Regions from separate parts of the Homo sapiens genome. Here region 2 is linked to region 1. A link is an interaction called in ENCODE POLR2A ChIA-PET data of the cell type or tissue named here. Cell type or tissue: OCI-LY7. All regions are shown on one strand.

What was found. Peaks named below come from ENCODE experiments on the same cell type or tissue, not always from the same donor. Only the 100,000 strongest peaks of a DNase experiment are listed, where the experiment ranks them.
Region 2: POLR2A ChIA-PET joins it to region 1 with 10 read pairs; 2 of 35 experiments call an interaction of 5 or more read pairs at or near these places.

The regions. Positions count from the first base shown.
Region 1 is chr7:16,205,343-16,213,342 of GRCh38, reverse strand. The region is part of intron 9 of CRPPA (CDP-L-ribitol pyrophosphorylase A); the gene reads left to right. CRPPA-AS1 (CRPPA antisense RNA 1) reads right to left here and starts at 2,857. Exons shown (of 5, transcript NR_038947.1): 1 at 2,740-2,857. It also overlaps the pseudogene RPL36AP29. In OCI-LY7, no CTCF peak of the experiment used is centred here; no DNase peak of the experiment used is centred here.
Region 2 is chr7:16,304,001-16,312,000 of GRCh38, reverse strand. It overlaps CRPPA (CDP-L-ribitol pyrophosphorylase A), which reads left to right. Exons shown (of 10, transcript NM_001101426.4): 4 at 3,374-3,478. Among named protein-coding and RNA genes, the nearest start is that of CRPPA-AS1, 98 kb to the right of the region's middle. In OCI-LY7, no CTCF peak of the experiment used is centred here; no DNase peak of the experiment used is centred here.

The sequences.
Region 1 (8,000 bases):
TCCCTTTAAAGTATAATCTTAAATAATTCTATGTGTAAAATATTATTCACTTTTCATTATTAAGCAAACTTTGCTGTGCAAGTCATCATTAAGATCCATGATACAAAATTATATTTGAGGAACCTGTACTAATCACCTAAAAATCTGTATTTGATGATCTAGCAGTGAACTTACAGAGACAGAATGTTTCTGGCATGAATAGTTCAAGCCAATAGCTTAGAGTGTGTAGTCTTAATTTTGTTGAAATGTGAAAATACCTCTATAATGACTTTTTAATGCAAATATTTGCAACTATATATTTTTCAATTTTGCATGTGAACTTCTGTGACAGTAAAAATTTTAAAGCCTGTAAAATATCTAAAGTGCTGTAAGCAGTTTTATCTTTAACCTGTGCATTTTATATGCTTAGGGATTTAGCAATAGAAGCACATAGGTTCAAAGTTTAAAAGTTTCCCATAAACTATTATAACTGATTGTTTCTTTCACTGAGCTAGTGTCTGTTGCCCTCCACACTGGAAAAACTAGTTATATCACCTCGGACAAGCAGTGTAAGTTTTATAGGCCCCAGGTTCTTCATTTGTAAAATGCAGATGTCAGAACTTCCACATTAAAGCCTATGTTGGATGAGAAAGCGGAGACAGAGGATGGTGGTGCTGGCTGTGTCCAGAGATGCGTTATACATACATATCTCACTCTGACACACAGACATTCTGGAACTGAGCCTGGTTTTTCTTTCCTTTCCATATGTGACCACAAACTTCACCTGAACTATTATTTCCTTTCTTTTCCTGGAGAAATTATTCATTACGGTGTGTATATTTTAGTAGAGTTCAGAGAGGGAACTGTTCTTTTGTCAGACGTCTTGATCAAAGTACAGTGGAAGACAGTGGGGGAGTTAGGATCCATCAGAAGAAGGCTGAGGAGCATATTAAATGTGGCAGCATGGTAAGGAGTGTGTATCGTTTTAGCCCATCATTTTCTCTTATTTCTTCCCCACTAAACTGTCATTTCACTTACTTATAATATAGTGGGAAATAGAACTTTTGAAAGCAATGTAGCTTAGTCAGTATTTTAATTGGATGGGGACATTGGAAAGGATGGCACTAATTGGCAGACCTGCAAAAACCAAGCCACGGAGAAGCCATGGGATAAAGCAGAGGCACTCTCTTACCCTCTCCCTTAGCCTGAATTCTACGTTTTCTTTTGTTCCTACGACTGCAGATCTAGGAGACATACAAATAAGAAAGTTACCAAAGCAGTTCTCTACATTTTTGTTTTTTTAAAAAAAAATTTGTAAAAGATTTGTGAGAATTATTATAAAAATCTCCAAAATAGGATATAGAACAATAAAATAAATATTTTTGGTAACAAAATTAAATTATATAAAGCTGTATGTATTGGTCTTGTATCACAAGTATAAACCATATTGCTCTACTCGATGACGTAAGTACAATTGTTCTTCTCTATTGTCTGGGCTTTGAAGGTTTTCTGTGCACTGTAAAGGACATCCAAGAAACATTCTTGATTGTGAAACTCCTTGTAATTACCTTAGGTCAACTGATAATGATATAGGAACAGTTTTCTATTACAGCTTTGGTCCTAAAGATCTGAATGTATAGGGTACCACTGACATCCATTTTTTCATCTCAAAGGTCCGCATTTACTCTGTGTCCACTAGATAGAGGAATCATCCTTTAAGTATGCATGATCCTTTGGAGAACAAATGGGTGTATGCTGTCGGTTAGCAGAACACTGTTTTTTTTTATGGTAATCATGGGTGAGGTTAGACTTAGAAGTTCAACTTTCTGCAATGAACAATTACTTGGAATTTAAATGGGAATTATTTACTAAACACACAAAACTTTCCATGGCACCGAATCATATGGCAGACGTACCAAACATGCAACACCAAATCTGTTTACAGAAACCCATAATACCCTCTTCAAAGTAATCAGGCTTTTTTGATGTGGGAATGTTTATGAGACCAGATATTTTTCACTTTCAATATTGTTTTGACTTTTATTGTTTAGACTTAGTCATTCTTTGGGAAAATACAAAGGTCATAAAATATGTTTTCAAAAATTTGTAATTTTGAAAAAAATTGTTTTTATAGAGTTTGGTTAGCTTACTTGGCAGACTCATTAGAGAATGGCGGTAAGCTTGTTTTACTTAGATATATGTAAATGAAATGCAATATTAAACACACACCTTCTGCTACAGATTTTTTTGTCAATACAAAATGCACGTATTTTCAGGGTACATTTGGTAATTTGATCCATTCACATCATGTGTAAAAATAAAATTGGGGTAATCAGGATATTCATCACCTTGAATATTTATCTTTTCTTTGTGCTAGGAACATTTTAGTTATGCTCTTCTAGCTATTTTGAAATGTACAGTAGATTGTTAACTATTGTCACCCTACTGATGTATTGAACAGTAGGTTTTATTTCTATCTGACAGTATGTTTGCACCCAGATCTTTCCTTTTTTTTTTTTCTGGATAAAAGAAGCTACTTTCTGTATGTAAATGAAGAGAAGCATCCTCTAACTTAAGGAGGGTACTGCCATGGAAATTTTTAATGAGCGAATTTCTTTAAACAGTGCATTTGTTAGCTATTACTATATAACCCAACATTTATTATCTCGCAGTTTCTGTGGGTCCTCAAGCTCTGGGTCTCCATCAAGGATGCAACCATCTCAAAGCTCTCCTGGAAATTTTCCCAAGTAGCTCACTCACCTGGCTGTTGAAATAATTCATTTCCTCATGAGCTATTGCACTGAGGCCTCAGTTCATGATTTCATGAGCTCCTGGCTGGAGGCTTGCCTCTGTTCTTTGCACAGAGTGTCTGGAAACATCATAGAATGCAAGAGAGAACCAGAAGATGGAAGTCACAGTCTTCTGTGACATCAGCGACTGACATCCCATCCCCTTTGCTGTACTGGGTTCGCCAGAGGCAAATCACTATGCTCCACCCACACTCAGGGGAGGTGACTACACAAGGGTTATCATTGGGAACCATATCAAATGCTGCCTACCACACTAACACTGGAGTGCAGATATTGTAGGCTAAGTATTTCTTGCTACTCACCCCCATTAAGATTAAGGGATTTATAGGGTGAATAGGGCTAGACATGTTTAAATATAAAAAAGCATACAAATTATATACATGTATCTATCCATACACACATGTATATATGTATATGCTTTTTTATTGCATGTAGAGTGATAATATCTGGAAGAGGGCATAGGGTGTTAGAAAGGCAAAACTTATTTTTACATTATCTGTAAAATTGTTTTTAAAGAGCTTGATTTGGATCAGATCCATATCAAACCCATTGGTGCAATTATATCATTTTCTAATTTTTATTAAAGAGAGGGAAATTGCATGTAAGTGAAAAAAATGTGGATGTAATATTGAAATGGGCATCTTCAGCCATAGCTTTAAGTTCTTGTTCTTCAGTAACCTTGTGGCCATTCTCAAGTTACTAAAATTTGTCTTTCTGTATTTGATTATAAAATGGCCATATGCTTTTAGATACCAAACTTAAATTTTTAAAAAATCTAATGAAATGAATATTTTGTTTAGTAGCGTGTTCTTATATACATTCCTAAAAGATCTCATTCTGTAGTGGTTGTATTTCAGATGGTACAACCTAAAATTTTGTGTTTTAGATTTGCTTTCTTTTTTTGTGTGAATCTTTCTTTTTTTGTGTGAATGTAAACTCAAGATTTTATTTTATTCATAATAAAACAAAAGATGACACTTAGGGCTGGGCGCCATGGCTCACGCCTGCAATCCCAACACTTTGGGAAGCTGAGGCTTGCAGATCACCTGAGGTCAGGAGTTCGAGACCAATCTGGCCAACATTGTGAAACCCCGTCTCTACTAAACGTACAAAAATTAGCCGATTGTGGTGGGGAGCACCTGTAATCCCAGCTACTGGGGAGGCTGAAGCAAGACAATCACTTGAATCCCTGGGAAGTAGAGGCTGCAGTGAGCCGAGATTGCCACTGCCCTCCAGCCTGGGCAACAGAGCGAGACTCGTCTCAAAAAAAAAAAAAAAAAGACACTTAGAACCGTATTACTTGGCCGTGTCTCTTCTTACCACCTTCCAGTTCAAAATGCTTGCATCTTTTGATAGCTAGCATTCTCTTAGATCTGCGGTTGGTCTGGGCTTAATGCACTAAGCCTTAGCACAATCTTCTTTGTAGTTTTAGCTTTTTCTGGATAATTGGCTTAGTCTGCCCACCAGAGCCACCCTGCTATCTGTCATAACACCACTTCCCCTGGGCATACAGAAAATCCTTGCCCTTCTTGCCCTGTGTCACTTCATGGGGTTGGTGCTTGCCACACTTCTCACAGAAAATTTGGTGGATTTTAGGAATGTTCACCACGTTTGTGGGAATGCTATTGGCATGGAAAGACTCAAATCTTTCTATTCATTCTAAGTCCAAACATCCAGCTTATTTTCTAAGTGCCCAATGTCATTATATACAACATAATGTGCCAGCCACTAAGGGGTAGTATGAACTTCCAACAAGGTTTCAGTCCTCAAGGAATTCATATACCTGGAGATGATATCCTTCAAAATTACCCAGGCATACATATGAAGAATGGGTGATATACACTTATTCTCTACCTTGTTCTACCAAATTTTTAAGATGAATTAGCCAAAGATAGCCTTCTTTGATAAGGGTGGGACACACAATAGTATAGGAGGAGTTGAGAAGAGGACGGCTAATGTTCACCCCGCCTGCCATGCTCTCTCACCTGGTGCAGGGCAGCTTCTGTGTGTCATAAAGGGAGGTTCCATAGAGACACCATAATTTAGAAGATCTTTATGAAGTGAGAAAATTAAATGCTTTATCTTGAAATTATGAAATTACAGACTGCAATTTTTTTTACCTAATGTATTGTTTTTCCAACTCATGTATTTGAAAGGAGATTCAGTATAGAACACTGCAAAATCAATGAAAGTAGTGTTAAGTATGTAAATAGAGGAGATTGGAGCTTTACTTAAGACATATTAAACTGGCAAAAATAGAGGTATAAGTTATTTTTAAAAAATTATCCCTTATCCCTTGTTTTTGTGAGACTTCCTCACCATCCCAACTCATGTCATAACAAAAGGAATTATTTTTGACACTTTATGAGTTTTATGTTTTAATTAAAGCATCATATTAATGGGGGTGCATAGGTAGGCTATATTATTTTGATTCAGGTTAGTGAAGTCAGTGTTACAAAATAATTGCTAGAAAATAGTGTTGTTGCAATTGAGAAAGTTGAGATGCATACAGTAAAAGCATGTAATACAAAAGGTGCTGTGTCTCAGAGGTTGTAGAAAGGTATTTCCAGGGGATAGTTGTATATTAAGTCAAGAGGAATAGAAACAAAAAGAAGGCAATTTGACAAGTGGAATCCTACTGGTAGTCTTCAGGAAAACATGTTGTGGACTTACGGAAAACACTGATATACTTCATTGATATTGATCTGATTTCCTATAACTATTTACTCAGTAAAACTCCTGCTCTATTACTTATATCAATGAAAAATTTAAAATGGGATTTGATTTTAGTCTTTGTCCAGTTTCTGATATTTTGAGTAATGAAATAGTGAAGAAATAATGGCATGACAAATAGTCTAAAAGAACAAACTGAATAATTAGGCTTTGCAAAACTGAGTGTTTTCTAATGTACATGGCATTATTTTAGTGCATTGAAATAAAATGTGTGTATCCTGCTTGCAGCAGTTTTATGTAGACTTTCCTTGAATAATATGTGAGTGAGGGAGATATCTTTGTTTGTTTTCACTTTATGCAACACTAATTATCCAAACTGCATAAGCAGCTGTACAAGGAACTGTGAAATTGCAGTGTTTAACGGAATCCATTGGAGAGCATCACGTTCATGCTTGAGGACTTGAAAGCATGAAGGGTAGGAAATGAAACTAGGTAGGAGAAATGTGAAGTCAACCTAATTTTAAAGATTTGACATTCTAAGTCAGTGACAATAAGACTGAATGCTTTGAAACATTTGCAGCGTATTGCCTAATAGATGCTGTATATCATTTTAGAGCAAAGGTAAGTGATTTCCAAAATCAGGAGCTATCTGTCCAAGAACCATTTTCCAGGAATGAGAGTGGAAGAGTGGTAGAATTTGGTCATATGCAAAATCCCTTACTTTCTTTCCCACTCAGTAAAGAGAATAGTTTGCAAAATAAGGTCATGTGTTTATAGTCTCTGAGAATCCTATCAATGTTTCTGATTTTGATCACAATGGGATTATAAAAGGACTTTCTTCACGGAGAATCAGAAAGGTGTGTAATGTTTGGCATTTGGTTTTGTTTATAGAAAATAGCAAGATTTATTAGTTTTTCATCCATCTCATTACTCACCTTTGACAACTGGTAAGGAAGTATACTTTAATTAAGATTCAAACTTCCTCTTACTGAATGGAAAGTGACAATGTGCTAATGCTGTTTAGAAATGAGTTGGTTTAATAATAAACATATCTACAGTAATTCCTTTTAGACTCTGGATTTTAATGGACAGGAAAAACACAGATGTTTCACACAGACACTATTCATGATTGTTATGCTTTTATCATTGTTTATATGTATGTTTGTAATCACTGTATCATTCTAAAACACTTTGTAAGGAGGAATATAAAGAAATAGTGTTCAAAAAGAGTACCACAGAGAATTTGCCACTTTTTTCAGCTAAAATTTTACCTTGTAATCATTTAATTTTTACTATGTTCTTTTTTAAAAAAAGGTTCAGAATTTGTACTTATGGCTCAAAACTTTCTAAGTCACAATAAAAATAATTAGGCCACAGATCTTATGTACAGACAAATCTTTCAAAAGAGGGGTTCAGAAACACAAGAAACTAAAAGTTCACTATTGAACATACTGCTTTTTTTTGTTTACCACAAATACTTTTGTATTAGAAGTATTGAAGTTAGGACGCAAGTAAAGGAAGTTTAATTTTGTTCATAGGCTTGCAAGCTGAAATCAGCACAATATAAAATGTATTAAAATATGGACCACTAAACTATATATTACCTACTGGTATGTATTTACATCATTGGTCTGAGCCAACCTTATGCTCCATTCTTACTGTAAAGTAAGGTAACAAAAAAAATATTTTGACCCTCCACTGGGGATATGCTTCTGTGAAAATATACCAGTCACTAAATCTTAAGCCACATACAATTTTTTAATGTATGAAGGTATGCATTTGTGGTTTTAGAATACACCTATCTGCATTATACTATTTATTTCTAGTTGCCTTTCAGTGAAGAGTCAGGTCATTTCTTGCTTGTCTACTGGTTAGGTATCTTGGATTCTGACTTGATCTGTTTGGTTTTTAATTTTAAGTAGGAATAATATGTTTTATTAAATATTACTAAGATTTACATTTAATTGTGCCATATTCACCACCTTAATTCTCTTATCCCTTTATTAAATTTCTGGCTTCGTATTTAAGATGTTTTGATGATATTAAAGGATTTTGGCTCTTTAGGGAGGATCATCTTTTTTTTTTTCTTTTATAGTTTAAAAAAGTCCAGCATTAGCAGACATTTGCTTGTAATTTTCTCACTGTAGTAAGAGGAAATAAGCCAAAGCCCCTAGATAAGAAGTTGCTCAAATCTAGTTACTCACTTCCCAGTTCTAGCCCATGGAGAAAGGAATAAGCATGATCCTTGAGTCTGACTTTTTAGATGAAAATGGTTACATAAGGTTTCTAAAGCATGCTGATTATAGAGCAAACATTAAAACATTCAGTGGCAAATCTTTCTGAACTTTGGTAGCAATTTTAATAATGAAGGTATCGTATTTAGCCTAAAAATTACCAGTTTAAGCAACTGCATAAACACAACTGGTGTGGGGGGTGTAATTTTTAACAAGTGACCTGGCCAATATAATTTCAGAGTCTCATTCGTATTTTTTACAGTTGTACCTTCTATATCATAATTTCAGTTTTTCTAATGAATTG
Region 2 (8,000 bases), 99 kb before region 1:
TGCTGGCTTAAAGAATAGATAAATGGATCTATGGAATGAAATAAAGACCCCAGAAACAGAATCACATAAATGTAATCAATTGGTCTTTGGCAGAAAAGCAAAGGCAATATACAATATAGCAAAGATTTGCTGTCTTTTCAACCAAATGTTGTTGGAACAACTAGACAACCACATGCCAAAAATAAATCTAGGCACACACTTTCAACCTGTCACAACCATTAACTCAAAATGGATCAGACCTAAATGTAAAACTTAAAATGCAAATGCAAAGTGACAGTCACTTTAGAAGACAGTTTGGCAGCATCTTACAAAACATACTCTTACCATAAGACCCAAATGAGTTATGTCCACATTAAAACCCTGCACGTGAATGTTTATAGCAGCTTTAGTCATAATTGCCAAAACTGGAACCAACATAAATAGCTTAGATGAGGGGATAAACAAACTGTGGTACATCAAGATGATGAAATATTATTCACTCCTAAAAAGAAATTAGCTATAAAGTCACCAAAAGGGAAATTAAATGCATATTTTGGTGTGAGAGAATACAATGTAAAACAGCTAAATATTCTATGATTACAGCTATTTATTTCTGGAAAAGACAAATTATGGAGGCATTAAAAGGATGAGTGGTTGCAAGGGGTTGTGGGGGCCGGAGGTATGTATAGATAGTACACAGATAAATTTCACTGTCGTGTGAAACTACTCTGTACAATAACTACAGTGATGGACGTATATCATTGTACATTTGTGAAAACTCATAGAATGTATAATACAATGCATGGGTCGTAATTAAACTACGGGCTTTGAATGATAATGATGTGTCAATGTAGGTTTATTGATGCTAATACACATACCACTATGTTTACAAGGTTTCAATAGTAGGAGAGGTCGTGTATATGTGGGAGCTTGAGGGTATATGGAAATCTTTGCCTTTTGCTCCATTTTGCTATGAACCTAATATTTAAAGTCTTAAAAAGTGTAGGAAAGAAAACAATGCATGGATAATAAAATTCTTTTGATACTTTGAATGTGAGGAAAAGTTCATATTCTGCCCTCAAACTTGATAGCTCTCCTGGGAGTAGAATTCTATGTTTAAAATCATTACCCCAAGAATTGTGATTAATTTGCTTCTTTGTTCTAAGTTGTATTGTTTCTATGAAGTCCCAACTCATTTGGATTACATCTTGTTTGTAAGATAGTTTTCGTTAAGTGGGCTTGGCATACTTTCACCCCTTAGCTTCCATACTCTATAATTTCTCTTAATCTGGAAATTCAATGTTGTTCATCTTTGGAATATCTGAATTATTTGGTTGTTTTCGTCTATCTTTTTCTGTTTTTCCTGAAATTTCAATATTTTTATTTGGGTATTTGACTTTGTCGATGAGTCACACGACTCTTTCCTTTTCTGCCTTTTTAAATATTACCCCGTCACCTGATTTAAAATTCTTTATCTTCCTAGATCTATTAATAGTTTTTAAAAAATTGCAGTTTCGATTTTCTCGAGTGCTTTATTTTTGCCATTTTGATCTTTCACATTACAATCTTTCCTTGGGTGACAGTTAAATATGGGTTTTCTGCTCATGTTTAGCTGGGGACTGGTTAGACTTGGTGAGTTTTCTACTTGGGGCGTGTTGACTGTGTGTTTCTCTATAGCATAACTGGGCTGGACCTTGCTTTTTGGGGGATCTCTGATAAGTGTCCTTAGGGCTTTTGCCTTGGCAGAAGGCTGTTAGACACTGTTTTCGGGGGGCCAAGTCTAGGGAGGCAGATGGTTTTCAGTGTCTGTCTGTTTGCGTGTGTGTTTCTCATGTGATCAATGATATCATTATAACTATAACCCCCCCATGGTGAATCACAAGTGTCAAAACATTTTGTGCAATACCCTCTCTCGTTCATTAACTTTCTTGTCTAAAATCATCTTGCTACTTGCTTTGTATTTGTTCCACCTGTTCTTGGTTCTTTTTCTCACTTTTCTGTTGGCCTTTGGATTAATATACTATGTTTTATGATTTCATTTTATCACCACTATTGATTTTTTAAACTTAATTTTATTTAGCGATTGACTTGAATTTAGAATATACATCTAATGAGAATCTCCTTCAAATAATATTAGTTATGGGCACCCAATAGGAGATCACAAGAGAGGAGACTGCACATGTTTATGAACTCCTTTTGTGACTGTGGGTCCCAGAGGTTTTATATTCTTTCAGTAGCTTCCATGTAAGGATAATAAAATAGCTTTGGCAAGGGGTGCTTGATGCCATATTCATATTTGTTGCCTTGTGCAATCCTTACATGGATATGCTTTCTAAAATAAGTCTCAGCTGGGCATGGTGGCTCCAGTCTGGGAGACAGAGCAAGAACTCTGTCTCAAAAAAAAAAGAAGAAAAAAAATTAGTCTACCAAATGTCTCAAACCTCCGTAACTTTGCAAAGCACCTTTTGATTTAAACATAATCCTCCTTGTTCAATTTTATTCTGCTGTTGGAGATCAAGCCATTTCCTCTGATAGGCCTTCCTGATGCCGTCACATAGAATTAAGTGTTTTATCCACTGAGCTACCTCTAGACATTCTTCTAGTGCTGCATCTATCAGGTTCTGTTACAAACTGCTTGTTAGATGCCAGCCTCCCCTTCTAGACCTGAGTTCCTTGAGGGCATAATACATGTGTCATTTACCTTTATATATCTGGTACTTAAAATAGAACTTGGAGACAGGATAGGTACCCTGAGTACTGTTCAGCTGAATTGTATTATTACTTGGTTATTTTAGTGGCTCTGCTTAAAATGCCAAAAAATGTTTTATTTTTACTGAATTTATGAGATATGTTTACAGTTTTTCGCACAATGAAAGACTAAATTTTCCATGTTTATAAACAAAATGTAAATAATTAAAAGATATATTGATATTTTAATTACTAAAACAAGAGAACTATGACCTGCAAATGTCCTGATATAAATACAAGATATGAGATTTAGATTTTGTAGATATATATTTATCAACAGTTAAGATATGATAATCCTCAGCCATACCTTCAGGCATTTTATAAACATGTTTGGAAAGGTAACTTATAAGCAAAGGAAACAAAGTATTACATTTTTTTACGCCTAGAACTACTGAGGAATCTCAAAACTCATATGATTGCACTATTCCTATTCACTATTTGTTTTGCTTCACGTGATGGTTGCAGTATTCCTATTCCCTGTTTTGCTTTTAGCTAATGGGGATGTTATAACTCAGTCAGTAGCTGATTAAATAGTTTGAGCCCCCTAGGCCCTTCCTTTGTTTGCAATGGATTATGAAATAAAAGGCTTGGTTTTACTTAAAATCGCATTTTAGCTTAATTGTTGTTGTTGTTGTTTCCACACCAGTGTAGTGACTATGACTTGGAATTTGGAACTGAGTGTTTGCAATTGGCCCTAAAATACTGTTGCACTAAAGCCAAACTTGTAGAAGGATCACCTGACCTCTGGAAGGTAAGAGGGATGATACCTTGCTTGGGTTCTTTTCTGTGCTTTCATGTGTTTGCGTGTGTGTACATTTAAAACCAGTAGTGCATTGAGTAGGAGTTAAGGGAGTCTCACGGGTTTACTGAACCATCAATGTGTAGTATCCCTTCTATTGCTTGGCTTCAAGAAAATTCACTTTGAGATAATTTACTCAGACACATCTCATTTTAACCTGTGAGATTGGTTTATTCACTTTTTTCTTTTTCTTCCTCTCTGTAGATAGCTTTATTAGTCTGTTCTCACACTAATATAAAGAAATACCTGAGACTTGGTAATTTATAAAGGAATGAGGTTTAATTGGCTCATGGTTCTGCAGGCTGCATAGGAAGCATAGTGGCTTCTGCTTCTGGAGAGGCCTCAGGAGGCTTCCAATTATGGCAGAAAGCAAAGGAGGAGTGAGACACTTCGAGACCTCACTCACTTGGAGAACAGCTCCAAGGCGGAAATCTGCCCCCACGATCCAGTCACCTCCCACCAGGTCTCACCTCCATGGTTAGAGCTTACAATTCCCCATGAGATTTGGGCAGGGACACAGATCCAAACCATATCAATAGCCTTTTTTTTTTTTTTTTTTCTTCACTCAGTTTGATTAAAGCTACAACTTTGCCTGCAGTATCAACATTTCCTTTCAGGCCCTGGGTGGTTGCTCCAACTTAACTGGGTTAAAAGGATATCTGCAACAGTTCCAACCCAGTGGGGGTGGTAGCTGGATCCACTTTCTGTCCCACTGTGAGGAATTAGACTGTTTCCTGTGGCAGGGCCCAGTTCTTTTAATGGCTAACTTGCTTCTTTTTTTTTTTTTTTTTTTTTTTTTTTGACAGAGTTTCACTCTTCTGGCCCAGGCTGGAGGGCAATGGTGCAGTCTCATTGTAACCTCCACCTCCAAATTTCAAGCAATTCTCCTGTCCCAGCCTCCCAAGTAGCTGGGATCACAGGTGCCTACCACCACCCGGCTAATTTTTGTATTTTTAGTAGAGACGGGGTTTCACCATGTTGGCCAGCCTAGTCTTGAACTCCTGACCTCAGGCTATCTGCCTGCCTCAGCCTCCCAAAGTGCTGGGATTACAGGTGTGAGCCACCACACCTGGCCTAACCTCTTTTGGAGGGAATAGAATACTTATTGCAAACAAGATAATGGCACTATCATACTGCAGCTTCTTATCAAGGCCAGGGATGGTTTAGAGTGTGATTCTTTGTTTCATTAGTTGAATTGAACAGGACATTTGGAAATAGGAGTCTGGAAATCAGAAATAAGTACATTTGGAAATAAGATTATTTCATAATCTTGAAATACATATTGCTGCTTTTGAAATATTGCTTGCAGTCTTTGGAAATCTTTATGAAACATCCATCAAAATCTGATTAGTAAAGATTCATTCTAATTGAGTCTATAAGCATATTTCCTTACTGATTTTTAAAACAGAAAGCCCTGTAAGTTGATCAGTTATTTTGCACAGTAACATGATCAGCCTCACTGCATGCTAAGATTGTCTCAGGATAATCTTAAATACTTAAAATGTTGAATTCTAAGACTCCAAAATATTGACATGTTTGAAGTATTGCCTGGTAGAGAAAATTTATGCGGTAAAGAAATTTTATGCAATATTACTCTTCATTTAAGGACAACCTAAAATGTCTGCCTCTGCTGGGTTAACTATCATCAACCCAGCAGGCAAACATTTTATTCATCCTTTTCTATATATGGCTCAGTGATATTTATGAGGATTTTTGGCAATTACCAGTTAGATGTTTCATTAAAGGTCCTGACCCACATTTCTTTAGAACTCCTTTGGCTGTCTGGCAGACCTAATTTGAAGACCAAGAAAAAAGGCGGAAACTCTAAGGCGTTTTATTGCTACTGACATGTCAATAATCCCTGGTCTCACTTTTGACATCTTTGGAGCTGTGATTATTTACCTCTTTTGCATGTTCTGAGCCCTCATCAAGTTTGTAAAGCACTCTTGAGATCTGTGGATGAAAAGGAAGCAGCACATTACTCTCTGAATGTTACATTCCATCTTCAGTGTTTCCTTTTTGGTGAGGTGTTTATATTTCTCTGTTCTCTCCAGCAAGAGTGTTAGTCCTCAGGTACATCTTGATGCTCTGCTCCCCTTTTATGTGCAACAAATATCAGTGCACGCTAACCTGATTGGCCTTTCCACACAGTGCTTCTCTTGGTTCCACTGGTGAGTCCCTTTTTAGGGACATTGTTGTGGGTTCAACTGTCCTCTAAAAAAGTATGTTCAAGTCCTAATCCGTGGCACCTGTGAATGTGACCTTATTTGGAAATAGTGTCTTTGCAGATGTAATCAAGTGAAGACGAGGTCCTGCTGGAATAGGGTAGGCCCTAAAGCTAATATGACTAATATCTGTACAAGAATAGAAGAGACACAGATACAGGGAGAAGGCCATGTGATGATGGAGGTGGATATTGGAGTGACACATCTGCAAGCCAAGGAATGGCAGGGGTTGCCAGCCATCACCAGAAGCTAGGAAGAGGCTGGAAAGAATTCTTCCCAAAAGCTTTCAGAGGGTCCTACTTGTATCTTGATTTCGGATGTCTAGTCTCCAGACTGTGAGAGAATATAAATTTTTTTGTTTGTTTGTTTTTGACGGAGTCTTGCTCTGTCATCAGGTTGGAGTGCAGTGGCACAATCTTGGCTCACTGCAACCTCCGACTCCCTGGTTCAAGCAATTCTCCCGCCTCAGTCTCCCGAGTAGCTGGGACTACAGGTGCTTGCCACCACAGGCGCTTGCCACCACACTCAGCTAATTTTTGTATTTTTAGTAGAGACGGGGTTTCACCATGTTGGCCAGGATGGTCTTGATCTCCTGACTTTGTGATCTGCCCGTCTTGGCCTCCCAAAGTGCTGGGATTACAGGCGTGACCCACCACCACCACGCCCAGCCAAATTTCTGTTGTTTGAAGTCTGCCAGTTTGTAGTAATTCACTGTAGCAGTCCTGGGAAACACATGCTGAAAGGGCGATCCCCCCACTAGAAATCAGCATCATAGCATCACTTTCCACATGGAATGGAAGTAGAGAGCTCTACTCTTATGAATGAGATTTGAATAATGCCATGCTTCAAAGGGAGCTTGGACCCTAAAAGTCCTGTCGTGCTCTGGATTGGGGAAAATGTCTTACAGATAGACGTTATAAGCGTTTTTTGTTTGTTTGTTTTTTGGTATCACATTTTTTTCCCTGTTAACTGAGGTGATGCTAGAATGCAAATATTGCTGTTGTTTTCAGGGTCCCTATTTTCTCTTTCTGCCTCTTGTCTCATCTTTGACTTCTTTTTTTGGTATTTTCATAGCTAATTATTTAACCCCTTTTGATAACATTGTAAGATTTGTCATTAGGCTTTTACTTTAATTTTGTGATCTTATTTTGTATGATGAGAGTATTTGTTTTACACAACAATGGAGTTTATGCTTTGAAATTAGTGTCCTAATTCTACACTAACTCCAAAGATGCTGCCTTTTAAAAAAAAATGTATCTGAAAAGTTCTAGTACAATTATGCTAAACTGGTACTGGACTCAGATGGCATGGCCATGTACTTGAAACATGATTCAAAAATCTGACAGTAAAAGACATATTTGGACATAATTGAGGCATTTTATTACCATGTAACAGTGTAAGGCGAAGGAAGATCCTGAAACATGGAACAATACACCTTCCCTTTCCCCTGAAAAGTCAGGGAGTTCACTTCACATTGGTTTAAAGACTGACTTGAAATTTCTGAGGACTGCACGTAGTACTAGAATTTCAGTAGTAGAATTTCAGTTGCCACCAGAAATCCTAGGAGGATTATTTTGTATTTTATTTTCTTTAATTAATTAATTTTTTTGAGATGGAGTCTTGCTCTGTCACCCAGGCTGGAGTGCAGTGGCAAGATCTCAGCTCACTGCAACCTCTGCCTCCTGGGTTCAAGTGATTCTCCTGCCTTAGCCTCCCAAATAGCTAGGACTATAGGTGCCTGCCACCATGCACGGCTGATTTTTGTATTTTTAGTAGAGACGGGGTGTCACTATGTTGGCCAGGCTGGTCTGTATTTTGTATTTTATAAATACGTTTTGGTAAAAGTAAAAGGTAAACATTCTGGCTTGATGTCACCTTCCTGTGCTAGCTCTTCTGGGGTCTGGAGATAATATCAGTTTTTTTTTTCTTTCAACACACCATGCAGGGTAGAAAATGGCCACGGTACCCCACTACCCCCACCAGGGCGATAAGCACTGAGGAGTACAGAACTGGTTCTGGGAGTAGGGATCAGCTGTCATGCTTTCCTGGAGTAGTCTTGCTTTGACAGGCCCAAGTAAACCCTCTTATTTTGATGAGATTTCATCTAGTCTGCATAACAACTTGAGTCCCTTTAATTTAGAGTTGTACCATATTTGTGACCCCATTTACTTTTAATTAACTTGGTCTCTTACTACACTGTACAGGCTTAATTGAACAGACATCTTGTTTCTAAATGTCAAAACCATCTT